Linked DNA regions of Homo sapiens: region 2 is linked to region 1. The links are chromatin loops, found by intact Hi-C in ENCODE. Cell type or tissue: ovary. All regions are shown on one strand. Each heading gives the region's core, and the rest is flanking DNA. Links, peaks and the distances in the headings are about the cores only. Region 1 overlaps LOC102723444 (a long non-coding RNA gene). Region 2 has its middle 9.6 kb from the start of DTWD2.

Region 1 (12,309 bases), core at 2,715-10,714:
TTATTCAGGGCTGGTAAGCTTCACTGGTGTTTTTGGTCTCCTGCTTTTTTTTTTTTTTTTTTAAATCTGATTACAATGGTGTTGCACACTGTTGTGGTTTATCGTTTTTTAGTGATCCTGTTGCTCAATAACCCTCCAGTGCTCTGCTCTGAAACAGCACCAGAACTCCACCTAAGCGAGAGATTGCTTATTTGTTTTTAATGTTAGTCTATATAAGTCAATGGTCCCAAACTCAAATGTCCACAGGAACCAGGCAAGTAATATGAATGTGTAAATAGTGCTCTATGTGAACAATCTCAAGTCGTGAGACCTGTGGTAAATTTAGAAACAACAGGTCTCATCTAAAGGCATTGAAGTTCAGTTAAAAAACTTAAAACAAACAAAGAAACAAAAAACTACATGAGGTGGGTTCGGTCCCAAGGCTACCAGCTTACGATCCTTGGGCTATAAGCCATCTGACTTCAACTATCACTGCTGTGTTTGCTCAGTCTCAGAGGTACCGTATTTATGGATGTGAGCCTTTTATAGTTTCATTTATATACTTGATTTCAGCTTTTGCCTTAGATGAGAAGACTGGCTAACTCTGGGATAAGAGTGCCACCAAAATTTTCACCCACAGATTGGAAGCACATCAAAAGAAATCATATCTTCACGGAAGTCATTTTTTTTTGGTTCCTGGCCTTTAGGGGCTGAATCTGTTTAGAGAAGTAGAGATGGAAATCTCAATCAAAACAGTTCTGAGTATTTTACATCATTTAAAAAAATTTGCATCACTGAAGAGAAGGAACCCTAATCATTTGAAACTCTCACTTCTGCTTTGCAAGTTGTCTGCTGGCTATATTCAGTCCTCTTTGTCTTCTTGGTCTTAGGCAGGCATGGGGTTAGTGGCCAGGGCAGAACTGGGAATGGGACAAGTTTGTGTTCATTCTTCTCCCTACCCTTGTAACAGCCTTAATTTCTGTATCTCTGTTTCCTATCTGGGGTGCCCTCTAGTCCTCATCTCTGAAGGGAAGGAACAAAGAGATGAGTGAATTCTTTACTCTTAGCTGTTAGTCATCCACCGGCTTTTCCTCCAAGGGATGTTTAGTGTTTTTAAAAGAACCTGATGGTAGAACAGAAAATCAGAGTTTAACCCAAGGTATCACCCTTCTAATGATAGTATTTCCTGTACTGCTAAGAGCATAATCTGGGGCTTGGTAGCCTCTCAGAGATAGCACCTTGTGTTGTCCCCTTTAGGTTAGAGCTGCGGAACCAGCACCAGCCACTGAACATGAAGAAGGTTTTGACTTTATCTTTTTAAATTTGCATTATTCAGACCCATGTCAGAGTCCACGAAAATTCTTGCAAATGTGTTTTTGTAAGAGCTGGGTGTCACCCTGCTTCCCCGTATTTGGTGTTGGCCAATGGGAGAGTTATGGGAATGTCATATTCCTTCCTCAAAGCCACTTAAAGCTGTGCTAAATTTGCAGGGTTTTTTTTTGATAATGCTTTCTCCTCAGGGTACTCTCTCAACTTACTCCCTTCAGGAAAATTTCTTGAATGAATAGTCCACCAGTGCTGTCTCTGCTTTCTCAACACCAGATCATTCTGCAACCTCTTGCAATTTGGCTGCTATCTCTAGTCATGTTACTAAGTTATCTTTCTCAAAGAATCTCCATTGGTCACCCAACCATCATAGCCATTGGTCTTCAGCCTTCACTTCTGACTGGTTATTCTCTACCTGGGGGCATTTTTCTTTCTTTTCTCCCTCTCTTCCTCTTCTTTGGCTGGCGTTACTTTTTTCAGTCTCTGAAGGGAAGCTCACTCCTAGGAGACTTGCTTAATAGAATGTTTATCGCCTGCATGTCTTTAGCAAAGAGGTGTCTGGAATTCCCATCTGGGATTTATTAGTCTAAATATTCAGGTGGTCCAGTGCCGGATGTTAGTTCTTAACTTAAAGGAAACAAAGTTTCCAATCCGAGGATGGTGAGATTGCTGCTGTTCTACAGTGGGCAGCCGCTGCTGGTGTCTTGCTTGCCCTGGAAATGCCATCAACTGAAATGGAATTTTGTTCAATCCATCTTATTAATAGTTCCTAAAGCAATTGTGGTGGGGTTGATAGGTGGCTAGTAAGGTTGCCTCTGTAAAGATAAGCACAATCCATTAATTAAGTCTGGAGTCCACTGGACTTCTACCGGGGATGTTTGCATTTGCTCGGCACTCTGTTTATAAGGATGTCGAAGGAAGTGCGTCCATTCTGTGCATGTTGTAAAACAGAAGGTTTGCAGCTGTCAGATTTATTTTTTTCTTGGCTCCTTTTCTGACAGAACTTTTGTAAACTTGATAGTTTTATAGATTGTCGAAAATTACTAACCTCGGTTCTGCAGATGCCATGCAGATTTTCTTGTCTTGTTTTCTTTCTTTGAAGATAGCAGATATTTATGTACATAGTTTCTTGTAAGGTACTTTTTGGGGAAGAGGAGATTAAGATTATTCTTATATGCTATCATAATTCAGTATTATGAAATTATTAAATGATTATTTTATTAGTTATATAGTGCTTTGAAAGTGTCCAGCATGCATTGTATGCTCTAGAAAGGAGAACAAACAAATGCAAGGTATAATCTTGTGTTTTAAATAGCTTATGGAGCTGCCTCAAAGACAACTAACATCAAGATTATCAACTTTAAGTATAGCACAAGTTCACTGTAGAAGTATAGGTCCACTGTGGGCTTCAGTAGGCTTTTAAGAGGAGTTGGGACCTGAGTATGGCTTTGGGTAGGGTAAAAAGCGGATATAACAGCTGAAAAAATAGACCAGCAGCAGCTGCCCCCGCTGTGTGACCACACAGGGTGTCATGATTCATCATAAGGTTTGTCTCAAGTAATTTCCAGTTAATGAAAACAAGTGTCAAAAATTTCTGAATGATTCCTTTTCAAACCACTCATATCTATGTGTGTGTGGGCGCACATTCATGATTTTGCCTCAAGTAGCATCATTCACACTCACTTGCATTGCCATTGCTTTCTTTGAGAGTGAGAAGTTGGTACTTCAGCTGGTGTATTAGTCTGTTTTGCATTGCCAAAAAGAAGAACCTGAGTAATTTATAAAGAAAAGAGGTTTATTTGGCTCCTGATTCTGCAGGCTATGCAAGCATGGCACCAGCATCTGCTCAGTTTCTGTTGAGGCTTCAGGAAGTTTTTCCTCATGGCAGAGGTGAAGAAGGAGCAGATGTGTCACACAGAGAGGGAGCAAGAGAGAGGGGAGGAGGTACCAGGCTCTTTTAAAGAACCAGCTCTCGCATGAACTCATAGAGCAAGGACTCACTCGTTACCATGGGGAGGGCACCAAGCCATTCATTAAGGATCCACCTCCATGACCCAAACACCTCCTATCAGGCCCCACCTCCATCACATTTCAACATGAGGCTTGGAAGGGACAAACATCCACACTGTAATAGCTGGCATCCTGGGAATGGGGCCTCACCCACAGCCTGTCCTATTGGTGTTGCCTTCATGGGTGCAAGGACTGAGGCAGCCAATTCTTGTGTGGCAGGTATGAATTAACATATTTCTAGCCTCAGTGAGCATTTGAATTTTCAACCCACTGTCTTGTTTAAGGGAAACTAGCTTAAAATCTGTTAGGCAACGCTAACTAGAGATGATGGCTTTACTGACTGCTGCAGGAATGGAGAGAAAAAAAGGCCAATCCAGGAAACATTTTGATGTGAGATTAGAAATAAGGGGAGACAGAGCAGCATAAGTCAAAGATAATTGTAAGGTTTGTAGCCCCCAGTGCCTAAGTGAGAAAAATTTATAAAGAAATATAATATTAAGTACGGTTAATATTAAGGCTCCATCTGTGCCTTCAGGGATACCCCTAGATAGGGCGAGCCTAAGGAACCATTCAAGCAGACAGGTCCTAATGGCAGCTGGAAACATGTAGGCTAGAGCAGAGCCTTCCAAATGTTCTTGGCTCATGCACCCTTAGTGGTCTCAGTAATTTTTTTCATGCCATTTCTAGGACAAAAGAAATACTTAGCAGTTTCATTTGTTAAGTACTTAGTTCCAAACAACTTAGTATTTCTGTATTGATAACTTTGTAGTTGTACAAAATAATACATATATATTGAAATATTTAAAAATAATGTTTTTACGTTACTCTTCATTTCTTAATGGAATGTATGTACCTGTTGGGCATTGCATATATTGGTCAGGGTCTAATGAGAATATAAAGTACACAGTAATTTAAAGGAAAGTTTAAAATAAACAAGTATTAGCTAGGAAAACAATATGACAGTTCCTTTAAAAATGAAAAATAGAATTACCATATGATTTAGCAATTTTACTTCTGGGTATATACTCAAAAGAATTGAAAAGGCATCTCAAAGAGATATTTGTAAACCAAAACCCAAAAGGTGGTAGCAATCCAGGTATCCATCTACAGAAGGATGTATAAACAAAATGTGATATACACATACAATGGAATATCACCCAGCCTTAAAAAGGAAGAAAGGAAGGAAAGTCTGACCTGCTACCATGTGGATGAATCTTGAGGATGTTAAGTGAGATAAGCCATCACAAAAAGACAAATACTCTTTAATTCCACTGAATGTAAGTTACCTGGAGTAGTCAAATTTATAGAGACAAAAAGTAGAATGGTGGTTGCCAGGGGCTGACAGGAGCAGAGAATGGCGAATTAGTCTTCAGTGGGTACAGAGTTTCAGTTTTGCAAGATGAAAAAAGTTCTAGAGATGGATAGTGGTGATGATTGTACAACAATGTGAATGTACTTAATTCTCCTGAACTGTATATTTAAAATTATTAAGATGGTAAATTTTATACTATATGTATTTTGCCACAATTTTTAAAAAATACAAAAGAAAACTGTTAAGAAAAAGAGAAGTAGTTCACTATAATGGGGACTAGCTAACAGGAAGTAAAGAGAACTTTAAATAACAGAGGAATAGCAGATATAAGGAGCAGCCCCTACCCGTGGGCCGTGGGTCTGATAGAGCACCCAAACACATGCTTCTCTCTGCTCCAGACCTTGCTGGAGAGGTCATGGCCTGCTGTGGCTCCTGGGCTGGCAGAGAAGTCACTGGGGTGCTATGCTGGCAGAACTTGCTAGAAATCTACCCTCTAAGATGCTAAGGAAAGCTATTCATGTGGAGGTCTTTCACTGGATGCATTCTGCTGCAAAATCAACCGAGAGGGATGCCAGTGGAAGCTGCTGGAGGCTGGGAGGTGCTGACCATCATGTTCAGCAGGAGCCAGTTGCTGAAGAAGGTGTGGATACTCTAGGAGCCATGCGTGTTTGCAGCAGCCTGCAGAAAGAGTGTACCGGAACCAGGAAGGAAAACTGCTTCTTTCTGTAATGTCTCTACAGTACTCTCCACTGATGAAGCTTAGAATGGTACCAGCTAACAAAAGAAAAAATATGTAAAGGTCCCTTCTGTGTCTTCACATAGTGAGTAATGAAGGGTGAATTTCGAGCTGTGAGGCAGTAAACTTATTGCAGTTCCTCAAACTTAGAAATTGGGTTGAATCCCAATACCCTAATTTCCTGTTCCACATCACATTTCAACTAATACTTGCCTTTTATCACAGCAACCACCAACAACCTAGCTTTGCAAAGAAATGACATCATCAAAAGGAAAATAACACAATATGTTAAACTGTGAATTCGCTTGAAATAGTCATTCATGCAAGCATCTGAGAAATGTTGTGTATTGCTTTGTTTCCCTCAAAGACAAAATATCCTGCACACCTCTGTGAATTTGCTGTAGTGCCCTGAGGTACACTGGCACATAATTTGGGGACCTCAGAACTAAAATCATGTCTTTTTCAGCAACTCTTGACCGCATCACTGTAACATATGAGATTGTAAGATGCCAATTTGGTTAAGACTACGAGTAATGTGTAAAGTGAAAATTGTATGGGGTCAGTATTATTTTAAAAATCCTCTTAGGAAGTTACCAGGTTGGAGGCTGATATACCATCTCCTATTAAGTATAAGACTTACTGCCACTGTTTCCTTAGCATTGAAACAGGTTGCTATTTCTTTAAGACCAGATACTAGAGTTAGCTTGTCTTTGAGGCATTTTGCTAAGAAACAATACCTTGCCTTAAACACAACATTCATTATCAGTGTGTGAGATGCTCACAGTGTAAAAGTCCATGCAGAGACTAGAGGGAGAAGAGGGAACAGCAAATTCCCAGCTCCTTCTCATGCTTACTCTGCAGCATAAAATCATTAGGGGGAATGGTAGCCAATGTACCCATTTAGATCATTTCTTTCTATCTGATATGGGCTGATTATATATCACTGAAATTGAGAAAATTAAATGGCATATGATGGGGCTTTGCTAAGTTCAGTAGTAAAATGTCTGTTGAAACAGACTTCAGATTGAAAAGGTTGGTGAATTTTAGATCTCCTGTTTGTACTAGGAAATTTATGGACTTAATATCATCTTTTTTAGGTAGGCTAGCACATTGTTCAGGTGAGCAGTTTCTCAGAAAATGCATTCATTTTCATGATGCCTACAACTTTGTGAATCATAACTAGTATATATTTCTGCAGCTCTTCTTTAAGGAGAGGCTGAGTAACTTAAATTTTGTAACCTGACCTATTCAAGAGGAAAAACTTCTGATGCATGCCTTTCACTGCTACCTGCAAAAATAACCTCCCATTTTTCCTGAAGCCCTGTTTGGGTAAGTTCTGCTTCAGTTCACATTTTCACCACCTGCTGAGTTTTTCTGTTGAGTGTCAGCCTTGGCTACTCGCAACTGCAAGCCTATGTCAGCCTTTTCTGTCTCCTAAGCAGTCATCAGTTGGCACAATTGTTAATAGATTCTACCCATGTCAGAAACTCAATGCCAAAATCAAATTATGGCAACTAGAAGTGGGTTAGACTTTCAAATAGATCTCAGACCAGGAGTCTGTGGTCCAGATTCCACAAATGGAGTACTACATTTGTCTTCTTTGTGCATTTCACATTTCAAATTTTGTTCAGAAACTTGAATAAAGCTCTTAACTGCTCAAATACAGTCAAGTAGGGCCCCTTACTCAACCTGTCTTGGCATTGTTTTCTGCCCCCTTGGAGTGAGCACACTGAGGAGAAAGATTATCACTGGGTGTCTTGAGCAGAGCTGCTTGCTTCTGAATGCTCACGATAATCAATAGCAGATGTGTGGTAAGCACTGGAAAGTTGCATAACTGTCTCACACTGAATTCAGCTACATCAGCCAGGCAATGTGAGGGGTCTCCACTAGGTTGTTGAAAATAAAATTTAGTTTAAAACCTATGTTTATCTCATCACAAAATTATTTCCTTGCCATAAGGAGTAAAGGCAGTGGTTAGAGTGGAAATAATTTGACAATTACTGCCCTTAGACTTGAATTTTAGTTTAGTATACACAGGAACTTTCTAACGGTTAGGATGGAAATGGAGTTGTTTTTTCAAGGAGGCTGTCTCTGGTAATAAAGTTTGTCAAGGCAATTCTGGATGAATGTCTGTTGCCGGTGATGTGATAGGAGATTGCTTCACCAGCCAGGTAGAGGATTAAACAATCTCTGGCTGGGCACGGAGTCTCACGCTTGTAATCCCAGCACTTTGGGAGGCTGAGGTGGGTGGATCACCTGAGGTCAGGAGTTCAAGACCAGCCTGGCCAACATGGTGAAACCTTGTCTCTACTAAAAATACAAAATTAGCCAGGCAGGGTGGCACATGCCTGTAATCTCAGCTACTCGGGAGATTGAGGCAGGAGAATTGCTTGAACCTGGGAGGCAGACGTTGCAGTGAGCTGAGATTGCACCACTGCACTCTAGACTAGGCAACCAAAGCAAAACTCCATCTCAAAAAAAAAAAAAAAAAAAAAAAAAAAGAATAGACAACATCTAAGGTTTCTTTCAAGCCTGAGTTCCACACTGTGATTTTTGATACCTTTTTCCTTCTGCTGCTTTTCTGAAGGAAGGCTGAGGATGCCTTGGTCAGATGTGATGTCGTGCTGTCCTGGCCACCTCAGCCCCACCTTTCCTCTTCTTCCTGGTGAATCCCTTCTGTGGCCCCTCTCATGCTGTTTCCATTTTGACCCCATTCACCTGAGCACAGGAAAGAAATTCAGCCCTTTTGTTTTCCTTTTCCATTGCTAGACCACACACATTAAATTGCCACACCTATCTGGAATATTTACAGAGCCAGCATTTAGGGCCTCCATATAGACACTCTTAAACAATCTGGGACAATCTGGCCTTAATCATGATTATATTTGGAAAAGTGAAGAGGGGAACCTCATGATTTTCAGTGTTCCATCATGTTCTTTACTCATTTCATCATTATAACAACCCTGTTAAATAAGTGACTTCATTCTTATTGTACAGATGTGCAAACAAAAGCACAGAGAGGTTAAATGACTTTGCCTATTTTTAGAGGAAAAATGAAGAAATAATGAATAGGAAGAAAACCCATCTTAATGCAAATGAGGCACAGCCAGTGCTTGCTCCGCTGATGCGGGTGTCAGTAATCAGGGCCAGGTCTCCCAAATTGAGTCTGGTGTTCTTTTCCTTGCTCCTGGCAGCCCATATCCGATGAGGCTTACTGAACTTTTAATTAAGGTCCTTACTGAACTTTTGATTTAAAAAAAAGATTCATAGTTTCAGGCAGCTGAATAAATAGAAGCTATTGAATTTATAGCATATTTAAAGCATTGAATATCAGGAATTGAATGGCTTCAGTTTAAAGCTGTGATCAAGTCATTTGAACAGAGAGATTTGACGATGGTTCAATGCTAGAACCATGGCCAGCCATAAACTCTATGGGGACCTCCCAATATTAGCAATCTTTGAGTTACTCCTCTGCAAAATAAGGGACTTGGATTTTATAGGAACAGTTTAATACAGTGAGAAAGTCTGGATATAGGAGACAGGAGGCTTAGATTGCATTCATTGTGGTCTAAAGAACATTATTACTTAGTTTTGTGACCTTGAGCAAATCATGTAACCTCCATTTCTTTAATTACATATCTGTAAAATGAGTATGATGACCCAAGGGGGCTAATTTGGGAGTCTAAATAAAACCTAATACAAGACATTACTGCTAAGTACATCCAGCCCTCCATATCTGTGCGTTCCATATTCATGGATTTGGCATCTGTGGATTCAATCAACAGCAGATCAATAATATTCTGAGGGAAAAAAAATTCCACTAAGTTCCAAAAAGCCAAACTTGAATGTGCCGCTACTATGTTGAATTTACGTGAATGAAGTGCTATGTAGCCATTGTATTAGGAATTATAAGCAATCTAGAGATAATTTAAAGCATATGGGATGATATATGTAAGTTATATGCAAATACTTCACCATTTTATATGAGACTTGAGCATCTTCGGATTTTGGTATCCTCAAGGGTCTTGGAACCAATCTCCCACAGATGCTGAGAAATGACTGTGTTATAAAAGAAGGACCGTGGGTCATAAATTGTTCAGATAATATTTTCTGACCTGATTTGGAGAGTATGCTTGTGTTTTATCATCTGCTAAAAGCTTTTTAACAAGGAAGATTTCTTAGAAGAGAAATACACCTAGAAAGCCTAGGAAACAAGCACATCCCAGATGTATTATTGTCTCTCTGTGTGTGCTCATCTCCGATGTCAGCAATTCTTCCCATTCTCTCAGAATTAGGCACTCACATCCAGAGCATTAGTGAATGTGTAGAATTTATGGGAGAAGTCACTGGGCAGACTGAGGAGAGGGATTACCCATAACTTCAAACTCCCAGGACTGGCCACCAGTGGCTTTCTCCTTCCCTCATCTCCACACTCATCCTCAGCATCTTCCTCTCACATGGTTCTGCCCCAGCCCACATCAGCCTCCCCAGTCTTATCCCAGTGCAGATGGTCCCTGACTTACAATTTTTTAACTCTATGTGTATTTGTGTGTGTGTGTGTGTGTGTGTGTGTAGAGAGAGGGGTCTCACTCTGTGTGTGTGTGTGTGTGTGTGTGTGTGTGTGTGTGTAGAGAGAGAGAGGGGTCTCACTCTGTTGCCCAGGCTGGAATTCAGTGTATGATCATAGCTCACTGTAGCCTTGAACTCCTGGGCAAGAGTGATCCTCCTGCCTCAGTCTCCCAAGTGGCTAGGACTACAGGCATGCACCACCATACTCGGTTAACCTTTTAAAAATTTTTTTGTAGAGTTAGGGTCTCTCTATGTTGTCCAAGCTGGTCTCAAACTTCTGGCCACAAACAATCCTTGCACCTCAGCCTCCCAAAGTGCTGGGATTAAATTCATGAGCCAGTGTGCCCAGCCTTACTCTATTTGTATTGTACTAAAAGTGATACACATTCAGTAGAAACTATACTTTGAACACCCATACAACCATTCTGCTTTTTTTGCTTTCAGTGCAGTGTTAAAAAGTTACCTGAGATAGTCAACATTTTATTATAAAATAGGCTTTGTACTAGATAATTTAGCCTAACTGTAGGCTAATGTAAGTGTTCCGAACACATTTTAGGTGGGCTAGGCTAAGCTATGGTGTTGAGTATGTTAGGTGTATTAAATATATTTTCAGCTTATGATGGTTTTATCCTGATGTAGCCCCATCGCTAAGTTGAGGAGCATCTGTACTCAGCACTTAAGGCTACTTGAGGCACAGAGCTTGATCTTCTGCAAAAGTGTATAAATGACTCCACTGTCATTTTAGCATTCCCTTTTTCAATTCTAGTATATACAATTTTCTTTTTTCTTTTTCTTTTCTTTCTTTTCTTTTTCTTTTTTTCTTTTTTTTTTTGAGATGGTGTCTCACTCTGTTGCCCAGGCTAGAGTGCAGTGGCACGATCTCAGCTTGCTGCAACCTCCACCTCCTGGGTTCAAGCGATTCTTCTGCCTCAGCCTCACAAGTAGCTGGGATTACAGGAGCCTGCCACTGTGCTCAGTTAATTTTTGTATTTTTAGTAGAGATGAGATTTCACTGTCTTGGCCAGGCTGGTCTCGAACTCCTGACCTTGTGATCCACCTGCCTCGGCCTCCCAAAGTGCTGGGATTACAGGGGTGAGCCACTGTGCCCGGCCATAAATACCATTTTCTTAAGGCTAAGAGAGCCAAATAACCTGGGCCAGGGAGAGGCCATGGAGAGATACCCACTTAGGCTTACTTGTGTTATGGAAGGGTAAATGTAAATGTGTCTGAGGATAATAGGAAGAACTCAAAGCCTACAGGCCTAACCAGGTGAGACCAAGACACAGATCTCTCCCGCATATGGGGAAACAGGAGTGACAGCCAACTTTTTATATAGATCACGGAAGCCTTCGAAGGCTTTCAAGGGTGTAGACAAAAATGATACAAGAGAAGTTGAAGAAGGTCTCAAAGTGAAATTGAAGGAAGCAGATTCAGCCTCAGCAGGTTAGAAAAAAAAATGACCATTTTTGGTGACCTGAAGTTTTTGCGAACTAGAGGCTATAGGTCCATAACTAGTTTACAGAGGTGCTTCATATTTTTCACTGCAGAGAACATATAACATTCTTGAATGTGAGTGGAATATTTGATACCTCCTAATTAAAAGGTACCTTGTCTTCCCAGTTCTGCCGGCTGGCCTTCTAATTTGTGTGAGTCTGAAAACTCACTGATCTCCCCTTTTCTTAACAGACATCTGGGGAGCTGTGAGCAAAAGGCCTAAAAGTCAGGCCTTTAAAAAAAACTCTTTGAACAGCTTTATTTAAGGCATAATTTGGAAAGAGATTTTTCTGCTGCCCTGTGATAAAGTTCAGTCGAGAGTTGGTGTTAATAAACCTTCCTTAGAACCAAGGTGACTTGGAAAGTTGAGTTCTTTAGGTCTGTGGTCAAATTAACAAAATTATGTCAATAAGCCCCAGGTGAGTAGGGTCAATTTACATATGACACACACAAATATTTGATTATACCTCAATGAATGAATAAACCTTCAGAATCTTAGCTACCATTTTCATTCTTCCATCTTGACACAAAAGGTGGGAGTTCCATTATTAGACACTTGCAGGAGTTCAACATAGTATTTAAATTTAAGTACAGTTTGTTATTAAATGAGAAGTGTTGCTAACTTAGTTGCAATTTTGTATCAGGCGGGCGGTAATAGTTTGTTGGTATGACTTCCATACATGTTGCCATGTGAAGGATGTTTGGGGTGTTTCTTAAACATACAAGAATCAACAAGTCCCACCTACAGGAGATAACAAATCATTATGATGTACTGGACCATTATTCACTGGGGCTAAGAAGTAAATTATCCCCTTTTGAATAAAAGCACAGCAAAATCAAAATGACCTAGTACATATCTGAGAGCAGCAGAAGGCCAAGGGGA
Region 2 (12,309 bases), core at 1,405-9,404, 350 kb before region 1:
TGTGCTGCACCCATCAACTCGTCATTTACATTAGGTCTATCTCCTAATGCTATCCCTCCCCGCTCCCCTCACCCCACAACAGGCCCTGGTGTGTGATGTTCCCCTTCCTGTGTCCAAGTGTTCTCATTGTTCAATTCCCACCTGTGAGTGAGAACATGCAGTGTTTGGTTTTCTGTCCTTGCGATAGTTTGTTGAGAATGATGGTTTCCAGCTTCACCCATGTCCCTACAAAGGATATGAACTCATCCTTTTTTATGGCTGCATAGTATTCCATGGTGTATATGTGCCACATTTTCTTAATCCAGTCTATCATTGATGGGCATTTGGGTTGGTTCCAAGTCTTTGCTAATGTGAATAGTGCCGCAATAAACATATGTGTGCATGTGTCTTTATAGCAGCATGATTTATAATCCTCTGGGTATATACCCAGTAATGGGATGGCTGGGTGAAATGGTATTTCTAGTTCTAGATCCTTGAGGAATAGCCACACTGTCTTCCACAGTGGTTGAACTAGTTTACAGTCCCACCAACAGTGTAAAAGTGTTCCTGTTTCTCCACATCCTCTCCAGCACCAGTTGTTTCCTGACTTTTTAATGATTGCTATTCTAACTGATGTGAGATGGTATCTCATTGTGGTTTTGATTTCCATTTCTCTGATGGCCAGTGATGATGAGCATTTTTTCATGTGTTTTTTGGCTGCATAAATGTCTTCTTTTGAGAAGTGTCTGTTCATATCCTTTGCCCACTTTTTGATGGGGTTGTTTGATTTTTTTCTTGTAAATTTGTTTAAGCTCTTTGTAGATTCTGGATACTAGCCCTTTATCAGATGGGTAGATTGCAGAAATTTTCTCCCATTCTGTAGGTTGCCTGTTCACTCTGCTGGTAGTTCCTTTTGCTGTGCAGAAGCTCTTTAGTTTAATTAGATCCCATTTATCAATTTTGGCTTTTGTTGCCATTGCTTTTGGTGTTTTAGACATGAAGTCCTTGCCCATGCCTATGTCCTGAATGGTATTGCCTAGGTTTTCTTCTAGGGTTTTTATGGTTTTAGGTCTAACGTTTAAGTCTTTAATCCATCTTGAATTAATTTTTGTATAAGGTGTAAGGAAGAGATCCAGTTTCAGCTTTCTACATATGGCTAGCCAGTTTTCCCAGCACCATTTATTAAATAGGGAATCCTTTCCCCATTGCTTGTTTTTGTCAGGTTTGTCAAAGGTCAGATGGTTGTAGATGTGTGGTATTATTTCTGAGGACTCTGTTCTGTTCCATTGGTCTATATCTCTGTTTTGGTACCAGTACCATGCTGTTTTGGTTACTGTAGCTTTGTAATATAGTTTGAACTCAGGTAGCATGATGCCTCCAGCTTTGTTCTTTTTGCTTAGGATTGTCTTGGCAATGTGGGCTCTTTTTTGGTTCCATATGAACTTTAAAGTAGTTTTTTCCAATTCTGTGAAGAAAGTCATTTGTAGCTTGATGGGGATGGCATTGAATCTGTAAATTACCTTGGGCAGTATGGCCATTTTCACGATATTGATTCTTCCTATCCATGAACATGGAATGTTCTTCCATTTGTTTTTGTCCTCTTTTATTTCATTGAGCAGTGGTTTGTAGTTCTCCTTGAAGAGGTCCTTCACATCCCTTGTAAGTTGGATTTCTAGGTATTTTATTCTCTTTGAAGCAATTGTGAATGGGAGTTCACTCATGATTTGGCTCTCTGTTTGTCTGTTATTGATGTATAGGAACGCTTGTGATTTTTGCACATTGATTTTGTATCCTGAGACTTTGCTGAAGTTGCTTATCAGCTTAAGGAGATTTTGGGCTGAGATGATGGGGTTTTCTAAATATACAATCATGTCATCTGCAAACAGGGACAATTTGACTTCCTCTTTTCCTAATTCAATACCCTTTATTTCTTTCTCCTGCCTAATTGCCCTGGCCAGAACTTCCAACACTATGTTGAATAGGAGTGGTGAGAGAGGGCATCCCTGTCTTGTGCCAGTTTTTCAAAGGGAATGCTTCTAGTTTTTGCCCATTCAGTATGATATTGGCTGTGGGTTTGTCATAAATACCTCTTATTATTTTGAGATACGTCCCATCAATACCTAGTTTATTGAGAGTTTTTAGCATGAAGAGCTGTTGAATTTTGTCAAAGGCCTTTTCTGCATCTATTGAGATAATCATGTGGTTTTTGTCTTTGGTTCTGTTTATATGATGGATTACATTTATTGATTTTCGTATGTTGAACAAGCCTTGCATCCCAGGGATGAAGCCCACTTGATCATGGTGGATAAGCTTTTTGATGTGCTGCTGGATTCAGTTTGCCAGTATTTTATTGAGGATTTTTGCATCAATGTTCATCAGGGATATTGGTCTAAAATTCTCTTTTTTTGTTGTGTCTCTGCCAGGCTTTGGTATCAGGATGATGCTGGCCTCATAAAATGAGTTAGGGAGGATTCCCTCTTTTTCTATCAATTGGAATCGTTTCAGAAGGAATGGTACCAGCTCCTCCTTGTACCTCTGGTAGACTTTGGCTGCAAATCCATCTGTTCCTGGACTTTTTTTGGTTGGTAGGCTATTAATTATTGCCTCAGTTTCAGAGCCTGTTAATTTGTCTATTCAGGGATTCAGCTTCTTCCTGGTTTAGTGCACCAATAATATTTATAGTTATTTCTTGATTATATGTTAAACAAGGGGTGGATTATTTATGAGTTTTCCAGGAAAGGGGTGGGCAATTTCCAGAACTGAGGGCTCCTCCCCTTCTCAGACCACACAGGATTACTTCCTGATGTTGCCTTGGCATTTGCAAACTGTCATGGTGCTGATGGGAGTGTCTTTTAGCATACTAATGCATTATAATTAGCATATAATGAGTGCTGAGGACGACCAGAGGTCACTTTCTTGGCCATATTGGTTTTGATGCGATTGGCCAGCTTCTTTATCACATCTTTATGACCTGTACCTTGTGCTGACTTCCTGTCTCATCCTGTGACTTAGAATGCCTAACCTCCTGGGAATTCAGCTCAGTAAGTCTCAGCCTTATTTTACCCAGCTCCTATTCAAGATGGAATTGCTCTGGTTCAAACGCCTCTGACATATTTCCCACCTTCCTTTCATACGAGAACCCTTAATGCTAAGGGTTTTAGAGGGACAAAGATCCATCTTCTGTAGCTTCTTCAGGCTGAATAGGGGTGATGATATTCCTGCCTAACTACTAGGGTCTCTTGTATTTGGGGTAGAGAGGAGCTTAGTCAGAAAGCATCAGTATGGTGAGGGCCATCCATAACTCTGCAAAAGGTGATATCTGGAAGATTAATAGGTGTCCAATTTAAGATAACATTGAGTAAACTTACCCTGAATTCTTACACGGAGAGTACAGCAGCAACATATTCCGCAACAGTAAAACAAAACTATCCCAAGTAAACTAGTTAAGAAAGCTTTCCATGAACTGGGCAATTTGAAACCAAGCTGATATGGTGTCACTACCTGATTCCAATATATGCCCAGAATTACAATATTGATCTATATTTTTACATTATCCATCCCCCTTGTTTTGTTTGAGCAGCAGGCAGAGATCACTGACTGGTTCACAGGAATGAGTGTTCAGTCTAAATTGCAGGGAAAACATCCTCAAAAACAACTGATGAGGTTACAATCTAATAATAACTGTACCATAGTTCTTGAAACATAGTTTTTCTCTCTTCAATCTCCCATTTTTACTAAATACAAATCATGGTAAAACCAATTTGCCTTATTATACTTAGCCTGATTATTTGTATAAAGTGCAGCAGGAATAATTATTTGCCGCATAGGCTTATTTTAATTAGCTTTGATGGAACTTTTGTTCCATCAAAGGAATCTTAGATAAGACTTTTTTAAAAGCCCAGCCCAGCTATGGGGTTGTACTGTCAAATACCTATGAGTTGGGTAAGTTCCTCTTCTCTTGAGATCCCAAGATAATTTGGGGCTTCTGGGCCTGTCAAAAACTGACATTCTTTACTTACCACAGGTCTGGAACTCTATACAGGGACTATGTAGACAGGGTATGAGGTGAGGCCAGTTTCCCAAGGGGTTTTTATTGGATTTATAAGTCAAATTTGATTCCTTAAAAGAAAGCATGCTATTCCAGTCAAAACCTTGGTAAAATAACCAGTGTCTCCAATTGTGTCCCGTTACAAAAGAAAACAGATACTTATTGCACTTATGCAAATAACTATATTGCCATAAATTGAGAATGCTCACAAATAATTTCCAATTCTGGAGAAATCAGGTAGAGAGAAATAAATATGCTCCAAATTTTGTTCACAGGAATAGACTTTACTCAATTGATAAAAGCTGTAAGTAACTTGAAAGTTTTCTTGGCTCTGAAACACAAAACAAAGGATCAGCAATGTTTTAAACAAAAAAGTCAAAAAGATTACTTCAGTCTTCTATTAATTCAGTCTATGTAATTAACTCCTGTTGTGCTTGATATTCATGAACATTCAGCTCTCCATGCGAGTCCTGAAACTTTTTTCGTCTACTGTAATGTTACAATCTCCAAAGTTATTAGAAATGTGCACTTAAGAGCACCTGTCAAAGTCCTATAGCTGATTATAAACCACCTTTTGAAGAGGATCAAAATTAGACAATTGTCTGTGGATGACAGTCTTAGGTCAGCCACTATTAAGAGCCACAATTGACAAGAAAATTTGGTTACTTCTTTGGCATACAACAATTTTACATAACAATTATAACTATTAATAACAAAACTAAGTCATATTAGAATTATGAGTTTACATGATTTTGGAATACACACCAATTACATTTATACAAATACAGCCCAAAGAAAGCCAAATACCATTTTATATTTGACTACACTTCCTGTATGATTTTTATTTTTATTTCTATTTTTGAGTCAGAGTCTCACTCTGTCACCCAGGCTGGAGTGCAGTGGTGCAATCTCAGCTCACTGCAACCTCTGCCTCCTGGGTTCAAGTGATTCTCCTGCCTCAGCCTCCCAAGTAGCTGGTATTACAGGCACATACCACCACGCCCAGCTAATTTTTGTGTTTTTAGTAGAGACAAGGTTTCACCATGTTGGCCAGGCTGATCTCAAACTGCTGATCCCAGGTGATCCATCTGCCTCAGCTCCCCAAAGTGCTGGGATTACCAGTGTAAGCCACCATGCCCGGCTCTACATGATTTTTGTACCAAATAAGCCAAATATGTCTCTTTTGAACTTTAGGGGACCTAATATCTAAAAGATTAATTAGGTCAGAGAAAAACGTAATTTAGAGTATGATTTTGGAAAGTTTGTCAGACATCAAAGGTTTAAAACACGATAACATAAAATAGAATCCCAGGCCACCATAAGTTATTCATTCAGGCAAAATGATGACTTAAAAATATTTTTAGAGGCAAAAACCTTTATTCATTAAGAGGGAAGACTTAGCTTTCTAAACAATCTGTGTCTTTTTTTTTCTTTTCTTTCTTTTTCCTATAGTTTATTTAAAAGGCAAACAAAAATCTTTCTTTTTTTTTGATAGTACATGAAAATCTTGTTCAAGAGAGAAAACCAAATTTTACCCTTTGCGTTAGTGTACTATTAATGTCAACCCCAATTTTTAATAAAACTTTATAGACAAATCTATCCAATTTTTATGTCTGATCATAAGGTAAGATTCTCATAAACCTTTTACAAATCTTTACAAATTTTTGTTAAAGAACAGATTAGTGCTGTAAGAAAAACCTGTTATGCCTTTATTCCAATATTCCAAAGGGTATTCCAATGAATACCCTTTTAACTTTAGCCAATATGTTCACACATAGAATTTCTTTTACAAGATTAATTTTTCACAAATCTTCCACAACTTACTCAAACCTTCAGCTTTATTCTACTTAACTTAAAACAATCCTTTAACCGTTTAGGCACACAAAAAAATCTACATTCTCATGACATCTTATAATCTTTTACAAAAAACACATTTCGCTTTCCTTACACATCTTGCATGTAAAGCTGTTTTTATTTCCAAGATTACTAAAGTCATGTGAACTAAAAGGCATTAAAGTTTTTACTTTTCTGACAAAATATTTGAGTTAAGCGTTTATTATTTTTAAAACAAATAAAGCTCTTTCTTATGTAAACATCACACACACGGCCAGGCGCGGTGGCTCACGCCTGTAATCTCAGCACTTTGGGAGGCCGAGGCAGGTGGATCATGAGGTCAGGAGTTCGAGACCAGCCTGGCCAACATGGTGAAACCCCATCTCTACTAAAGATACAAATATTAGCCAGGTATGATGGCGGGTGCTTGTAATCCCAGCTACTCAGGAGGCTGAGGCAGGAGAATTGCTTGAACCCAGGAGGTGGAGGTTGCAGTAAGCCAAGATCATGCCACTGCACTCCAGCATGGGTGACAGCAAGACTCCATCTCGGGGAGAAAAACTAAGTAAATAAAAATCATACAATCTCCCTCTCCCTCTCCCTTTCCCTTTCCCCCTCCCCCTCCCCCTCCGCCTCCCTCTCCGCACGGTCTCCCTCTGATGCCGAGCCGAGGCTGGACTGTACTGCCGCCATCTCGACTCACTGCAACCTCCCTGGCTGATTCTCCTGCCTCAGCCTGCCGAGTGCCTGGGATTGCAGGCACGCGCCGCCACGCCTGACTGGTTTTCGTATTTTTTGGTGGAGGCGGGGTTTCGCCGTGTTGGCCAGGCTGGTCTCCAGCTCCTGACTGCGAGTGATCTGCCAGCCTCGGCCTCCCGAGGTGCCGGGATTGCAGATGGAGTCTCGCTCACTCAGTGCTCAATGTTGCCCAGACTGGAGTGCAGTGGCGTGATCTCGGCTCGCTACAACCTCCACCTCCCAGCCGCCTGCCTTGGCCTCCCAAAGTGCCGAGATTGCAGCCTCTGCCCGGCCGCCACCCCGTCTAGGAAGTGAGGAGCATCTCTGCCTGGCCGCCCATCATCTGTGATGTGAGGAGCGCCTCTTCCCGGCCGTCATCCCGTCTAGGAAGTGAGGAGCGTCTCTGCCCGGCCGCAACCCTGTCTGGGAACTGAGGAGTGTCTCTGCCCCGCCGCCACCCCATCTGGGAGGTGAGGAGCGTCTCTGACCAGCCGCCCCGTCTGAGAAGTGAGGAGCCCCTCCACCCGGCAGCCACCCCGTCTGGGAAGTGAGGAGCCCCTCCGCCCAGCAGCCGCCCCATCTGGGAGGTGTACCCAACAGCTCATTGAGAACGGGCCATGATGACAATGGCGGTTTTGTCGAATAGAAAAGGGGGAAATGTGGGGAAAAGAAAGAGAGATCAGATTGTTACTGTGTCTGTGTAGAAAGAAGTAGACATAGGAGACTCCATTTTGTTCTGTACTAAGAAAAATTCTTCTGCCTTGGGATGCTGTTAATCTATAACCTTACCCCCAGCTCTCTGAAACATGTGCTGTGTCCACTAAGGGTTAAATGGATTAAGGGCGGTGCAAGATGTGCTTTGTTAAACAGATGCTTGAAGGCAGCCTACTCGTTAAGGGTCATCACCACTCCCTAATCTCAAGTACCCAGGGACACAAACACTGAGGAAGGCAGCAGGGCCCTCTGCCTAGGAAAACCAGAGACCTTTGTTCACATGTTTATCTGTTGACCTTCCCTCCACTATTGTCCTATGACCCTGCCAAATCCCCCTCTCCCAGAAACACCCAAGAATGATCAATAAATACTAAAAAAAATAAAATAAAATAAAAATCATACACACATCACATATAAATATAGACAGAAGAAGATCCAGTAATTTTAAGATTTTTCATTTGCCAGTTTTTTTAATTACTGACTCCAGGGTGGAGCCCTTGGAGGAACAGGGCCAGGAAAGCATGAAGTTCCTATGGCCTAATAAGCAGGCACAGCTGAAAGGCAAAACATCCCTCAAAATTAAGGGTCTCATTTTTTACCAGATCCTGGATCCCAAAGAAAGAGAAGTGCTATGGAATAAGACAATGCAGTGATTTTGCCATGCATTTGATTGCAAAGCAATACAAAGCCAATCAGCCCATTCTGTAATTAGCCCATCTTTCATGAGAGTCTTACCTCTCAGTAGCGGGTAGGGACATTTTCATTTCTTTTAGGTAGCCAAAGGCATGCTTCTCTAATCCAAACATGCAAAGAGCTATCTCCCCATAACTTCCATTAGCCAGCCCCAGAAGTACATTTCCTATCTAGTTATTACAACCAAAGCTCTCTCATAGTGTGAAGTAATTTCTGCTAACCCCAAAAGTCAAAACCATTAGATAAGGCAATGCAAAATACAACAGAGCTTTAGATTTTGAGAAGGATTTATCTGCTTTCAATTCCAGGGGTTTCATGAGGAAAACAGAGGTTTTTCCCAAAACAGGGTCTGTGGTGCCTCCTCTGTTTTTCCCAGGGAGTCCCATAAAACTTGAATATCCACTTTTAAAAAGCTGACTTTTAACCATAGTACTCTTTAAAAAATCTTTTTAAGTCTCTTATTACATGACTTTAGCCAGGCCAAACAGCCAATATTTTTGTGCTCAGAGAAAGGAAAATTCAAGACAGTTAGTGGAGGGGAAGAGAATCAACAAATAGTGAAGGTCACACAGACAAACCAGAAAGGACTCATTCACTAAGCAAGGAATTGAACCCTGAACCTGGGCCACCATTAAGAAAAGATAAAGCCTTAGCCACTAAGCTACAGCATTGGGCAGTTTCTGATGCTTTTTCCCAGAAGGAGCCTAAAGCATCCAATTTTGTGCTTTGCAATGGGTTTTAACTGCTCAAGACAATTTTTAGAGCTGACTATGACATGAACCCTAAAATTCCTTTTCCCTGGAAAGGGGAGAGCAAGCAAAAGTACTGCCACATGATTACAAGGACATTTTTCAGTGTGTGGTCTCTGGGCAAGATGTTTGTCCTGAGTAATAGAAAAGATAAGAAAGGGAAAGGAAAGGGAGAAAAGCATTGCCTGAGGCAGGGTGGGGAAGGCAAGGTGCTCAGGGAGGCCAGAGAAAGACCCACCCAATGCAGTGACACTGAATCAAAAGTTCAGGCAGCCACTTGTCAGTTGGGGAGGGATCTTTTCCAGCAGCTCCGTCAGCTCTAAAGTTTCCCCCTTTGGGGATGAAAAAGCTCCCCATGCCCCACGGTCCTGTACATGACTAACCCTGTCACCCATAGCCTTCAGCAAAGAATGCAAGGCAGATTAATCCAAAGAGAATAGTGGTTAACTTCCCATAATAACAAATCTATTTTTAACCAAAAGGGACTTTACTGAGAGGGTGGTCTCTAACCCCCTAAATCTTAGGGAGGACTCTAACCTTCCTAAGTTCAGCCTTGACCCTAAGTTTGGTCAAGCATCCTTGCCTTTTATTAAGAGGGGCTTTTAACCCACTCTGTCTTAGGAGAGACTCTAACTCCCCTAAGCTGGGCCTCTAACCCAATCCCATCCTTTACCCAGGTACAGCACCACTTACCCAGAGTCAGCCAATCAGTGCTGCAGTCTGTTTCCTTTGAGTCCGGGGTCTCCTCAGTATCACTTCTTTGGGATTCATCAGGAAGATGTTACCAGAAAGGGGTCCTGATCCAAACCCCAAGAGAATGTTCTTGGACCTCACACAAAGAAGAGTTTGAGGCAAATTCATAAAGTGGAAGCAAGTTTATTAGGAAAGTAAAGGAATAGAGAATGGCTACTCCATAGGCATAGTAGTCAATTTAGTGGCTTTTTAACAGATACTTTTTTTCTCCAACCCCTCCTACCAACATACATTATTTATCTTACAGCTCTGTATGTCAGAAATCTGACATGGATCCCACAGGACTAAAATCTAGATGTTGGCAGGCTGGATTCTTTTGGAGGTTCTAAAGGATAATCTGTTTTCTTGCTTATCTAGGTGTTGGCAGAATTCAGTTCATTGTGGTGGTTATTTTCCTGCTGTCAGCTAAAGGCTAGTCTCAGCTTCTAGAGGTAACCCATGTTCTCTGGCTTATGGCCCCCATCCTCCATCTGTGAAGCCAGCAGGGGCAGGTTGAGTCCTTCTCATGTTCTGAATCTCTCCTGCCTCTTTTTCCATTACATCTTTCTAACCAACTCTCTGCCTTCCTTTTCCACTTCCATTTCTACCCAGATAATCCAGGATAATCTCCCTATTTTAAAATCAAATGGTTATCAAACTGAATTCCCTTTTGCCGTGAAGCAACATATTCATAAGGCTTTATACCAGAGGACAAAGATCACAGGGGTCAAAATTCTGCCCACCATAAATTTGCTCGCCTGAATTCCTGCTTGCAAATTCATACAAACTACATATGAAAAAAATGGAAATATATTTACCAAAAAAATCAATATTTCTATCAAGATACTGAGATTAAAGGTCTGGGTGTGTTTTTCTTATATCTTACAGATATTCTACACAATGACCATGTAAATACTATTTTTAGAAGAATATGGAACGTTAACTAGACATCAACATCTAATAATGGTCTGTTTAATACCAAGCTATATAAGTGGAAGATAGTTTCTATTAATTCCCTTCTTTGGTTAACTTGCTGACCTTTCCTTAATAATGTATTTCTAATTTTTTCTTTTCTTTTTTGAGACGGAGCCTGCTGTTGCCCAGGCTGGAAATGCAGTGGCATGATCTCAGCTCACTGCAACCTCTGCCTCCCAGATTCAAGCCATTCTCCTCCCTCAGCCTCCCAAGTAGCTGGGATTACAGGCGTGTGCCACCACAGCTGGCTAATTTTTGTATTTTTAGTAGAGACAGGGTTTAGTAGAGACAGGGTTTCACTATGCTGTCCAAGCTGGTCTCGAACTCCTGACCTCAGGTAATCCACCTGCCTCAGCCTCCCAAAGTGCTGGGATTACAGCCATGAGCCACCACACCCAGCCATATTTCTAATTTTTTAATGTGAGTTAGTAGTGAGTCCAGTGATGCTAATATTTAATGCAAGGTCCTCAAGTACAACTATCATGATTATTTTTATATAAGTTATTCTTAAATGACTTCGTTGATGATAGAGAGGTCTCCTTCTTTCTCTCAACCTCCAGGTTGAGATAGTTTTTCTTAGGGCAGGGCCTTCCTTCACAGCTTCATGCCTTTCACCCTTTCACCCAAATTGTCACCAATATGTCCTGAACCGTTTCTTTATTAGTTATACCATTGGTATAATGCTTGTCTTTTTGTTTCTTTAAGTTTCCTGACACTAGCTATCTATAAAAATGTCTTTTTCTGCCTGATTTTCCTCAGGGATCTATTCTAATTTTTATATTTTTTGGCTGTGCAGTGTTGCTTTTATATTTTCTTAAAATTCTAGGTTAATTAAATTGGATATTTATTATTTCTTCTTTTTCACATGTGAAGACCCACTATATTACTTCTTATCCACATATAGAATATATAATCTTAAAATAATCTTAGTCTTCTGCCTGTAGGATTTCTTTTTAGAGGAATGTTGCATAGGCTGAACTAGAACTCCTGGCCTCAAGCAATCTTTCTACCTCCTGATTAGTGGGAATTATAGGCACCGACTGCAGCAAAGGATTTTTTTTTCCTTTTTTTTTTCTCCATCTTGGTGAATACAGGGATTTTTTTTTAAAGCACTTTATTTGCTTGGATTTGTTTGTTTCACCAATCAGTTTTATAACAGGGTGTGTATATATATATATATAAAATATGTAAAATATATAATATAAATTTATAATTACATATAATATAAATTTATATATAATATATATTTTATATATATATATATGTGTATTTTTTGTAGACAGAGTCTCACTCTGTCACCCAGGCTGGAGTGCAGTGGCTCAATTTCCCCTGGGTTCAAGCCATTCTCCTGCCTCAGCCTCCTGAGTAGCTGGGACTATAGGTGCACACCACCATGTCCAGCTAATTTTTGTATTTTTAGTAGAGACAAGGTTTCATCATGTTGGCCAGGTTGGTCTCGAACTCCTGACCTCAAGTGATCTGCCTGCCTTGGTCTCCCAAAGTGCTGGGATTACAGGCATGAGTCACCACACCCAGCCAATTTTATATTTTGAATTAAATATTCCTACTGGGAGTTAAATAATTAAAATTGTAAAACCCAATTCTGATTACTGGGAATTTAATTTAACTATTTGAATGAAATAAAAATTAACTCTATTACTAGAATCATCTAATTTTCAAGCAAGAAAGGCATTTAAAGATTACGTAGCACAGTACTCCTCCAGCCTGGCTCACATTAGAATCACGTGAGGAACCCCCAGGCCAATTACATTAGAACATGGTATCAGGGGGAAACTTGCAGGCATTAGTACTCCTGGGAAATCTGTCCTGCAGCTTGAATTGAAAACC

Evidence for each region. Hi-C counts contacts between places; a loop is a spot of excess contacts. Peaks named below come from ENCODE experiments on the same cell type or tissue, not always from the same donor. Only the 100,000 strongest peaks of a DNase experiment are listed, where the experiment ranks them.
Region 2: it touches region 1 in a loop (7-fold over the local background); 35 of 110 quality-filtered maps call a loop at or near these places.

What each region holds. Positions count from the first base shown.
Region 1 is chr5:119,341,044-119,353,352 of GRCh38, forward strand. LOC102723444 (a long non-coding RNA gene) reads right to left here. Exons shown (of 5, transcript XR_007058912.1): 3 at 9,339-9,422; 4 at 7,924-8,081; 5 at 1-5,401. It also overlaps a transcript of TNFAIP8 not described here. Among named protein-coding and RNA genes, the nearest start is that of TNFAIP8, 8.8 kb to the right of the region's middle. RefSeq lists an enhancer at 32-81. In ovary, for the core only: no CTCF peak of the experiment used is centred there; no DNase peak of the experiment used is centred there.
Region 2 is chr5:118,992,016-119,004,324 of GRCh38, forward strand. It overlaps a transcript of DMXL1-DT not described here. Among named protein-coding and RNA genes, the nearest start is that of DTWD2, 9.6 kb to the left of the region's middle. In ovary, for the core only: no CTCF peak of the experiment used is centred there; no DNase peak of the experiment used is centred there.